2 separate regions of the Homo sapiens genome follow, and region 2 is linked to region 1. A link is a contact called in ENCODE Hi-C data. All regions are on one chromosome and are shown on one strand. The core of a region is the stretch at or near the end of the contact, and the rest is flanking DNA. Distances in the headings are between cores, read along the strand shown.

Region 1 (5,817 bases), core at 1,367-3,866:
AGGAAGCTCTAAACTGTTTTCTACAGTGGCTGCACCATTTTACATTCCCACCAGCAATGTATGAGGGTTTCAGTTTCTCCACATCCTCTCCAACATATATTATTTTCTAGGTTTTCTTTTTCCTTATAGAAATCCAGTGGTTGTGAATAATATCTCATTGTGGTGATTTGCATTTCCCTAGCCGCTCTGTGATCAGCCCTAGTGACTGATACTAGTGAGCACATTTTTATATGCTTTTTGGCATATATTTGTATATATTTTTTGAGAAATGTCTACTCAAGTCATTTGCCCATTTATTAATTGGCTTGTTGAGTTGCTAAGAGTTCTTTATATATTCTGGATACTACACCCTTATCAGATCTATGATTTGTAAATATTTTCTCCTATTGTGGATTGTCTTTCCACTTTTCTTGATAGTATTTTTCATGCACAAAAGTTTTTCATTTTGATGGAGTCCAACTGGCCAGCCTACTTTAAAAAATTTTTTTAAACTTTTTATTATGGAAATTTCCAAACACACACAAAAGTAGAGCATGGTATGATGAAGATCCCTGAACCTGTCATGCAGCTTCACAATAACTAACACTTTGTCAATGTTGTTTCATCTGTGCCCCTGTTTTTTTGTTGTTGTTGTTGTTTGGATTTGGTTTCGTTGGAATATTTTGAATCAAATAGTAGACATTGTGTCATTTCACCTGTAAACACTTCAGTATGCATCTCTAGTAAGAATTTTTTGGTTTATATAAACTCCATGTCATCATCCCATCTGATGAAATAAGCAATAATTCATTAATATCATCTAATATTCAAATCCAAATTCAAATTTCTCCAAGATGCCTTTTGTTTGTTTGTTTGTTCCTTTGTTTGTTTGAGACAGAGTCTCACTTAGCCACCCAGGCTGGAGTGCAGTGGCACAATCTCGGCTTACTGCAACCACCATCTCCCAGGTTTTAGCGATTCTCCCGTCTCAGCCTCCTGAATAGCTAGGATTATAGGCGTGTGCCACCATGCCTGGCTAATTTTTGTATTTTAGTAGAGACGGAGTTTCACCATGTTGGCCAGGCTGGTCTTGAACTCCTGACCTCAGGTGATCTGCCCTCCTTGGCCTCCCAAAGTGCCAGGATTACAGGCGTAAGCCACCGCGCCCAGCCCAAGGTGTCTTTTTTACAGTTAGTTTATTTGGTTCAGGATCCCAATAAAAGTCACATATTGCATTTAACTGCAATGACTCTCAAGTCTCTTTTCTTTTGAGTCCCCCTCCTTCCCTGTTTATGCCATTGATTTGTTGGATAAACCACGTCATTTGCCCTGTAGAATGTCCCACATTCTGGCTTTGGCTGAGGTCACATTGCACTATTTACATACAAACAACTGAGCAGCCAAAATTGGGGGGGGGGGCTCAGAAACAGAACAGACTTTAATAATAATAGCTAATGGCTAGGCGGCACAAACCGTGAGGCACAGGTTACATATACACCAACTCATTTTATCACACAGCTAGTAAGGGGTGGAGCCCGGCTTTAACCCTAGGCAGTCTGTTTTCACCCTCTGTAAAGGATTGGGCATGGCTGTGTTCCAAGAAAACTTTATTTACAAAAGCAGGTGGAGAGCTGGATTTGGTGCACAGATTAGATGATCCCTCATCTACCTCACAGAGCAGCTGGAAAGGAGAAATGACAGATGGCACGCTGCTCTGTGGACTGTACAGTGTGAAGCACCTGGGAGGAGCTTGGGGGGCAGCGAACATGGTAATAAACATAAAGCTCAGAGCTCCCCGCCAAGGGTGAGCGCTTCCAGACGGAGAAGTACACGGGCCGGCCAGTCAGATGGGCATGGGTTCTGATGGGGGCCCTGCCATAGGCCGCCTGGTGACCCACGCGGGGCTGCCGTTCCTTCGGGGGTTCAACGGCATGATCAAAGACACCGGGATGTGTGTGTGTGTGTGTGTGTGTGTGTGTGATGATCAAAGACACCGGGGTGGGTGTGTGTGTGTGTGTGTGTCATGATCAAAGACACCAGGGTATGTGTGTGTGTGTGTGTGTGTGTGGCATGATCAAAGACACCGGGGTGTGTGTGTGTGTGTGTGTGGCATGATCAAAGACACCGGGGTGTGTGTGTGTGTGTGTGTGTGTGACGGAGTCTCGCTCTGTCGCCCAGGTTGGAGTGCAGTGGCGTATTCTCGGCTCACTGCAACCTCTGCCTCCCAGGTTCAAGCGATTCTCCTGCCTCAGCCTCCCCAGCAGCTGGGGACTACAGGCGTGCGCCACCACGCCCAGCTAATTTTTGTATTAATCAAAGACGCATTTCAACGCAGAGGAGGAAGTGCTAGCGGACCCACCCCAAGGTGCACAGTTAGAGAAGGAGCCTCTGCGGCGGCCGGAGCCCCCCACGGACATCCCCTTGAGGCCCCCCCAGCCACACCCCCAAGAGTCCCGCCCCCAGACCCGTCGAGCGAGCTCCCCTCCCTGAAATCCTCGCCCCGAGATCTCCGGCCGGCGAGCTCCGCCCCCTGAAGTCCCCATCCCAAGATCCGGGGCCGGCGAGCTCCGCCTCCCGAAGTCCCCGCCCCCAGATCCCCGGCCGGCGTGCTTTGCGGCCGCCCTGCCGCGCGCACATGTAGGCGTTCCGAGCGGCGGCGGAGGTGAGCGCACGGACGAGCGGGAGGGACCCTTCTCCGGCCTGATGCGACCCGGTAACGCGTTCAGACTGCGGAGTAGCCTAGGGGCCCAGAGTGGAAGCGTAGCGAGGACCCCTCTGCGGGGCTCCTGCAGCCCCTCCTCCCCCAGCCACCGGCGGGCTGCATGGTACTGTGTTCTAGGCCCACCCCGCAGCGCGATGGCCCTAGGGACGTTGGACTTTGGTCCAGACCTTTCCTTTCTTAGCCTCACTTTCCGCATTGGGAAAAAAAAAAAGCCCGAATGATAATGATTCTTATAGGAGTTCTTGATTAAGATAGGCCAAGCGGTACCCTGCGTTTTTGTTTGCGGCAACTCATTCGTTGCTCATTAAGCACTTTTCACGGACAGGAATACAGTAAGTTTCAATCAAAGTGAAATAATTGTGAATTTTTACTGACGTATTCACGGATGAAGTGATAGGATGCCCGGGGATGTTTCAAAATAAACCAGTTGGACGGAAGTGTGGTGGAAAGAGAAATCAAACAAGATTGGCCATGAGTTGATGGGATTGAAGTTGATGGATGTACTATTTTGTCTACTTTGGTATATGCTTGTAATTTGGCATAACAAGTTTTCTAAAACAAAAAGTTTGCTGTGGACACCTGACTATGCCTGTGTTAGCTTGCTAGAGCTGCCATGCCGAAGTACCGGAGACTGGGTGGCCCAACCAGCAGAAATTTGTCCTCTGGGAGTTATGGAGGCTGGAAGTTCAAGACCAGGGTGTTAACAGGGTTGGTGTCTTCTGAGACCTCCCTTCTTGGCTTGTAGGTGGTAGCCTTTTCCCTGGATCCTCACATGATCTTCCTGCTGTGCCTGTTTGCATCCTAATCTCTTCTTATAAGTACACCAGTCAAATTGGATTAGGATCCATACTGATGGCCTCATTTTATCTTAATTATCTCCTTAAAGACCCTGTCTCCAAATACAGCCACAGTCTGAGGTACTGGGGGTTAGGACTTAAATATATGAACTGGGGAGGAGGAGGAGACACAGTGCAGCCCATAACACTGTCACTTCACTAGCTTAGGATTTTGGCCATTTAAGTTTTCACAGCTTTGAAATAGGGTTAGCTGTAGTAATTAGGTCATGGGGTTGTGAGGGTTCAATCGGTAAGAGTGCTCAGAACTGAGTCTAGCATATAGTAAGCACTCAATAAATTGAACACGTTTTTCCTTATAAATTAGTAATCATAGGGCTTTACCATGGGATGAGTGGAATGAGGCAGTTGGAGTGCCGTGCCCAGCGATGGGAATAAAAGTCATTACAGCCATTATTATAAGGAATATCTGCTGCTGTGCCAGACACTAAATGTTTTATGTATGTTTATTCATGTGCTCATCACCGCCACCCTAGAGGTGGGCCATTACGACACACCTGTTTGGCACATGGGGAAATTGACGCACAGAGACGGAGCTGGGATTTGAACACAGGCACTCTGGCTCTAGAGCCCACACTCTTCACCACTATGCTGTGTTACTTTGGTTTAAAAAGGTGGTGTGGACCCTGGAGGATGTTCAGTCTGCAGGCTGACCCAGGGAAACTGGCTGACTTCTCTTTTTCTTGGCCCAGATTGTCCGCAGTGACTACACTCATGGCAGGTCCCCTGTGGCGGACCGCAGCATTTGTGCAGAGACACAGGACAGGCCTCTTGGTGGGTTCCTGTGCAGGCCTGTTTGGAGTTCCAATCTCGTACCACCTCTTCCCGGATCCCGTGGTCCAATGGCTCTACCAGTACTGGCCTCAGGGCCAGCCAGCTCCGCTCCCTCCACAGCTGCAGAGCCTCTTCCAAGAGGTGCTACAGGACATAGGTGTTCCTTCAGGCCATTGCTACAAGCCCTTCACCACCTTCACCTTCCAACCTGTGAGTGCAGGCTTCCCAAGACTCCCTGCTGGGGCTGTGGTGGGCATCCCTGCCAGTTTCTTGGGAGACCTAGTGATCAACACTAACCATCCCGTGGTCATACATGGGCATACAGTGGACTGGCGGAGCCCAGCAGGCGCCCGGCTGAGAGCTTCCCTGACCTTGTCCCGTGAAGCCCAGAAGTTCGCCTTGGCCAGGGAAGTGGTGTACCTGGAAAGCAGTACCACTGCCGTGCACGCCCTGCTGGCCCCAGCTTGCCTGGCAGGGACCTGGGCACTGGGCGTGGGTGCCAAGTACACCCTGGGGCTCCATGCAGGCCCCATGAATTTACGGGCTGCCTTCAGCTTGGTGGCAGCAGTGGCAGGCTTTGTGGCCTACGCCTTCTCCCAGGATTCTCTCACTCATGCCGTGGAGTCCTGGCTGGACCGCCGCACGGCCTCCCTCTCTGCAGCCTATGCCTGTGGTGGAGTGGAGTTCTATGAGAAGCTTCTGTCGGGCAACCTGGCCCTGCGCAGTCTCTTGGGCAAAGACGGGGAGAAGCTGTATACACCCAGCGGGAACATCGTCCCCAGACACTTGTTCCGAATCAAACATTTACCCTACACCACCCGCCGGGACTCTGTGCTGCAGATGTGGAGGGGGATGCTCAATCCGGGCCGCTCCTGATGGGCTCATCACAAGGACACTTCCAGCTTGTGCAGACACCACCCTGCCATTGAGTCTGGAGGGCCCTGTTGGAGCCTTTGGACCTATAGCTCACGGCCAGAAAAATCACTGGCTTTGGAATTAAATAGCTTAGATTGTACTATAACCACTACTTATGAACTCAGGGACTATGAGGGACTATTCAGGGGCTATGAATCTGAGCCTTTGTTTCTTGAACTGTAAAGTGGAGATGATGTAAACCGCCTTGCAAGATTGTAGAGTTGGGTAAGGTCATGAACATAAGGGCCTGGCACAAAGGGTGCACTGTAAATAAACAGACATCCCTCCTTCTTGGTCGTTTTTTTTTTTTTTTTGAGAGCATCTCACTCTGTTGCCCGGGATGGACTGCAGTGGTGACCATAGCTCACTGCAGCCTCAAACTCCTGGGCTCAAGTGATCCACCCTCCTCAGGCTCTCAAAGTGCTGGAATTACAGGCGTGAGCCACCTCGCCCAGCCTCCTTCTTGGTCTTGAGTGCCACCAGGCTGTGGGAGTCAGGGCACACCTCAACACCAGGGTACTAGCAGTTATGTGAACACTTTCCTACAGTGAAGAACCACCCCTCAATTTAAGT
Region 2 (5,817 bases), core at 1,114-3,613, 2.1 Mb after region 1:
AGCCAGGTGTGGTGGCATGTGCCTATAGTCCCAGCTACTGGGTAGGCTGAGGCAGAAGAATCACCTGCTGACAGAGCGAGACCCCATCTCTTAAAGAAAAAGATACTTTGAGTAGCACTATGACTATTAGGAAATTGAATTTGCAATAAAAATTCCCCAAAAGAGATCTCCAAAGAAGGTTTCGTTGGAGAAGGTTTCAGCAGAGAATTCTACAACTACTTAAAGAACAAACAGCAATCTGCATAAGCTCTTCCAGATAATAGACCAGAAGGGAACACTTTCCAGTTCTTTATGAAGCTAGTATTGGGAAGGAAAAGCTTTCTCTTTATTATATTTTGTTCAGTTTATGGGGGCCTCCAAAAAATTATTTATTTGAGGCAGGGTCTCACTCTGTCACCCAGGCTTGAGTGCAGTGGCACAATCATGGCTCACTGCAGCCGTGGCATCCTGAGCTCAAGTGATCCTCCCACCTCAGCCTCTGAAGTAGCTGGGACCACAGGCATGCGCTACCATGTTCAGCCAATTTTCAAAACATTTTTTGTAGAGATGGCGGTCTCACTATGTTGCCCAGGCTGGTCTCGAACTCTTGGGCTCAAGTGATCCTCCTCGTTAGCCTCTTAAAGTGGTGGGATTACAGGTGTGAGCCACCATGCCCAGCCAGGGCCTGCAAATTAAACTGACAAAAGACAGATTAACGGAACAGAAAATCAGCATGGGCATATAAGAACTCAACAACACCATCGACTAATAGGGTCTAATTAAACTTTTTATAGGACACTCCCAAAAAAGGCTTATTTGCATGGATGCTGGAGCTAGCAAAATAAGTAGCTAGCCTACTAAATGGTTAGAGGTTTATGTCTGGGCGCAGTGGTTGATACCTGTAATCCCAGCATTTTGAAAGGCTGAGGCAGGAGGATTTCTTGAGCCCAGGAGTTCAAGACCCGACTGGGCAACGTAATGAGACCAAAAAATGAAACAGAACAAAACAACAATAACGAAAACCACACAAGAAAAGAAAGAAACAAAAAACCAGTTAGTGGCTTGTGTGCCTAACTCTAGGTAAAACGGAGAGGTGACGAAAGTTTGTATGAGAACAAATAGGATTCTTTAGGACAGACGAATGGGTTTTGGGAGAACAAACACGAGATAAGAAAGGGTTTTTTATTTTTTTTGAGACGGAGTCTGTTGCCCAGGCTATAGTGCAGTGGTGTGATCTCGGCTAACTGCAACCTGTGCCTCCCGGGTTCAAGCGATTCTTCTGCCTCAGTCTCCCGAGTTGCCGGGATTACAGGCGCGCGCCACCACGCCCGGCTAGTTTTTGTATCTTTAGTAGAGACGGAGTTTCACCATGTTGGTCAGGCTGGTCTCGAACTCCTGACTTTGTGATCTGCCCGCCTTGGCCTCCCAAAGTGTTGGGATTACAGGTGTGAGCCACTGCGCCCGGCCGATAGTTTTTTAAAAATGTAGGTGCTAGTGGTCTTACTGTCTTCTTCATGGACATGAAATTATTCTCATATAATGAGAATTAAATATGATCCTTCATGTAAAGAGTTTAGAATAATGTCAGAAACAAAGCAAGCAATAAATTATCATTTAGTTGATAAGAATCATTCCAATTCATCTGGCGAGTGCAACACACACACACACTGTATTTGTGTATGGAATAACTGTTCAAGAACACACACACAGTATGTGTGTATGAAATAACTCTTCAAGAACAAAGGGGAAACCGTTATAGGGCATGAAAGGGGAAACCGTTATAGGGCATGGAAGGGGAATTAGGACAAGGTGTGAGTGGAAAGAGAAACATCCCACCGCACACGCTTAAAAAAGCCGTTTAATTTAAAAATAGGTAATACAGCCATACAGAGAAGACATTAAAAGATCTACACAGAAAATTTTCGCTCCCAATCCATTCCCTACTCACAGTCCTACATACGTTACTTTTATTTTCCTTTTTTTTGGAAATGCACTGGCCCCCTACTCTCTCACGAAGGCTGAACTCTCTCTACATTCTTCTGCACCTGTTTTTTGTGCATACTCTTTCGTTGTCAAATATTTCCCTCCAACTGTTGTTGTGTATGAAATAAATACACACATATAAGCTAACCAGCCCCACTTGCCCGCACCACCTACACGCCCGTCCCCGCCCTCCCTCAGGCCCACGTGCTCCGAGGGCCGCCTTCGCAGGTTGTTTCTGGCGATGCCTGTCTGAAGGCCTCAGACTGAGGCCCCGCCCACTCTCCCTCTCCTCTGCCCTTTGGACGCGCGCCTCGGTTCCGAACGCAGCGGACGGCGCCTCAGGCAGCGCGGCGGACAGCCCGTCCTCCGGCGCGCCGCGAGCCTCGGAGGACCCTAGCGACGGTCGTGGCGTAAGACCGGGGGGACGCGGCGGTAGCGGCGGCCGTTGCGATTGATTGCGCTGGTTGCCTGCGGCGTCCACTTCCTTGGCCGCCCTTGCTACACTGGCTGATTGTTGTGCAGCCGGCGCCATGTCTGTGAGCGAGATCTTCGTGGAGCTGCAGGGCTTTTTGGCTGCCGAGCAGGACATCCGAGAGGCGAGCCCCCTCCCTTCCCCATTCCCTTTGCCTTTCCATGCCTAGTTGGGCCACTTCGCCCGGCCCTCCTCTGTCGCTCAGTCTCGGGCGGTGGGGACGCCTCCGAGGGTGGGTTGCTTCCCCTCTAGCTTTAGGTTAGGCACTCCCCGCCCCCGCCCAAAATTTTGCTGCTCTGTCCTGATTCCCCGTGTTCGAGTCTCAGCTTCTCAGCATCACTTGCCTCGTTTGTGTCAGTTTTCCTTCTTTTCAGCACTTGTTTATATCGAAGGCTCGATTAGCACCTGGTCTTCAGCGAATGAGCGTTTCGTGTATTTTTGTTGGTGTCTTAAAAGCACATGTGATCTGCTTAAAACTCTCCTGTGATTTCCTATGCCACACAGGATAAAAAATCAGACTCTACTGTGGCTCACATGGTTTCTCTTCAATCTCGTTTATGCTCTCTGTCTTTGTGTATGATGTTCACTTTACCTCTTCTAGTGCCCCAAATAGCTTCCTGCCTGTTTGCTTTTCCTGGAATTTGCTTCTTTCCCGTTCTTTTCCTGATTGTCTCGTATTTATCTCATTGGCGTCACAGTCTAAGCGATCTATTTCCTGTTATGTTTTCTAGTAGCACATTAACTTTTTTTAATGTGTGTAATATTGATTATTTTAAAAAAATCTTCTCCCTCATTGTATGTTAAACCGCCAGAGGGAAGGGATTGTGTGCTTGGTTCCCCGGTATTTACACAGTGCCTCGCACATAAGTATGCTCAGTGAATATTTTAAAAATGAATTAGAGGCGGGGAGCGGCGCCTCATGCCTGTAATTCCAGCATTTTGGGAGGCCGAGGCGGCCAGATCACCTGAGGTAAGGAGTTTGAGACCAGCCTGGCCAACATGGGGAAACCCTGTCTCTACTAAAAATATAAAAGAACATTAACTGGGCATGGTTGCGCACACCTGTAATCCCAGCTACTCGGGAGGCTGAAGCAGGAGAATGGCGTGAACCCGGGAGGCGGAGGTTGCGGTGAGCTGAGATCGCGCCACTGCACTCCAGCCTGGGTGACAGAGCGAGACTCCGTCTCAAAAAAAAAAAAAAAAAGAAAAAAGAATTAGAAATACCCGACTCTTGTGTTGCATTTAACTCTTCATTTTGCAAGTTGCGTTCACACACGTCATCCATTATAATGTCCCAATTGAATACTTGGGTTTAATGGGTGGCTATTATTCTTTAAAGGGTATCTGAGGAATCTAAGGCTTTTTAGTGACTTTTTGAAGTCTTACAGAGGAAATAAGTGGAAAAGTCAGGATTCAAACTTGGTTATGATAGATCACATAAGCTATCTAATGTGTTTTGTGTGAGTGTATGACAATGATTCTGTTGAGTATCTGATTTTTATTTTTAATTCTCTCTAGGAAATCAGAAAAGTTGTACAGAGTTTAGAACAAACAGCTCGAGAGATTTTAACTCTACTGCAAGGGGTCCATCAGGGTGCTGGGTTTCAGGACAGTAAGTTCTTTGTTTTGTATCCAATTATCAGTCTCTTATTTAGAGGGAGAGTTTCTATCCAGAAGACATTTTATAATGAAAAATGGCTATCATGCTTTATGGTGAGTAAAAATTGAAGAAGTAGGTGATTTGATAATTTTGGTTGATTTTTCTTCCACTTCCACACAGTATGGTTTAAACAGAGATGTTTTCTATTGCGAGGGCATTCTACTGATGATAATTACAATTGCTTAACCCATTTCCTGTTTAGAAAAAAAAAGTGCAGCTCTCTGCCAGCACAGTATTCTCAGGGTAAGCGGGAAAAGGGTTTATTATTATTTTTTTAATTTTTTTTTTTTCTGAGACGGAGTTTCACTCTTGTTGCCCAGGCTGGAGTGCAGTGGTGCCATCTCAGCTCACTGCAACCTCCGCCTCCTGGGTTCAAGCAATTCTCCTGCCTCAGCCTCCTGAGTAGCTGGTGTTACAGGTGCCCGCCATCACGCCCAGCTACTTTTTTTTTTTTTGGTATTTTTATTAGAGATGGGGTTTCACTTTGTTGGCCAGGCTGGTCTTGCACTCCTGACCTCAGATGATCCGCCTGGCTGGGCCTCTCAAAGTGCTGGGATTACAGGCGTGAGCCACTGCACCTGGCCCAAGGGTTTGTAACTCTTTTGTGTTATCTAGTGACTTTTATTTGGCCCTTTGTGTGTGTGTGTGTGTATGTGTGTATGTGTGTATATGCACCTGTGTGTATTTGAATCCAGCCTTTCAGTGATTGAATACCTTTTAATATGAGATTAACAGTATAAAATGTTCTCAAATTAATGTGTTTATAATCAGCCTCTTGAATGAAAATAAAATATGTCAAGTTTAGACATGGAACCTTCATTGTAAGGTATTGCCAGCACAGCTAAAGGAGCTGAAGTATATTTTCAGATACAAGAATGATATAATAATGCATTTACACGTGCCAGAGGCAAGTGATTTTTCTTAATGATACGGAGTTGGTCATCCTGATTGTGAATACTTGGTAAAGGCTTTTTTCTGCCAAATATGGGAGGAAGAAGCAATCCAATTTTAGGCATCCTCTGAGGAGTGAACAGGAATAGCAGCTGGTGTGCATCTCCTTAAGGATGACGTTATTTATGACAACCAAACCAATTACCAGTGTGTCTCCTAATATATTCCCTTTTAGCAAGTTGTTTATTTTTCAGTATAGCTAATTAGTAGGGAAACTGGGGATGATATTTTGAAAGCCAGGTTGAAAAGCACAGATGTGTACGTTAGTTGTGAGGTTTTTTTGTTGATTAATTTCCAGATAGATTACTTAGATTATTAAGCAAGAACTGTATTTGAAATTTGGTTAAGTTTTTCATTTGGTTATCTTTTGTGACTAGTTCCAAAGAGGTGTTTGAAAGCTCGAGAACATTTTGGTACAGTAAAAACACATCTAACATCTTTGAAGACCAAATTTCCTGCTGAACAGTATTACAGGTTTGTAAGAAAAATAGCATTATTTTATAATGTTAAGTAAAAAAAAGGAGAAAAATTATGTGTACCAAATGATTGCTTACAACTAGGCAAACATCCTGTGTAGAAGTAACAAAAAGAGAAAAAACCGAACTAATAATGGTCATGACAAAAATTGGTGATTTTATTTTTTTCTTCTTTTTACTGTCTAAATCTTAAGGAACATGTATTACTTTTGCAGTGAAAAAGCAATTAAAAAGAAAATGTGGTATGAGGGTCAAAAGTGAGAATATCTTTTTGCTATATTCAAGTTTCTTGTGAA

Evidence for each region. A loop is a pair of places that touch in the nucleus more often than their neighbours do. Pooled maps may share reads with other maps.
Region 2: a map of CD8-positive, alpha-beta T cell shows a loop between it and region 1 (6-fold over the local background). The contact joins the promoter of TSN here to the promoter of TMEM177 in region 1. A Hi-C loop is called at or near these places in 2 of 168 maps with a recorded cell type or tissue (CD4-positive, alpha-beta memory T cell and CD8-positive, alpha-beta T cell) and 10 of 50 pooled maps.

Annotation. Positions count from the first base shown.
Region 1 is chr2:119,676,585-119,682,401 of GRCh38, forward strand. TMEM177 (transmembrane protein 177) reads left to right here and starts at 2,617. Exons shown (of 2, transcript NM_030577.3): 1 at 2,617-2,692; 2 at 4,248-5,534. The coding sequence starts at 4,270. The coding sequence ends at 5,205. RefSeq lists a silencer at 2,464-2,693.
Region 2 is chr2:121,753,288-121,759,104 of GRCh38, forward strand. It overlaps TSN (translin), which reads left to right and starts at 2,364. Exons shown (of 6, transcript NM_004622.3): 1 at 2,364-2,558; 2 at 3,953-4,046; 3 at 5,423-5,519. The coding sequence starts at 2,493. RefSeq lists an enhancer at 2,229-2,418.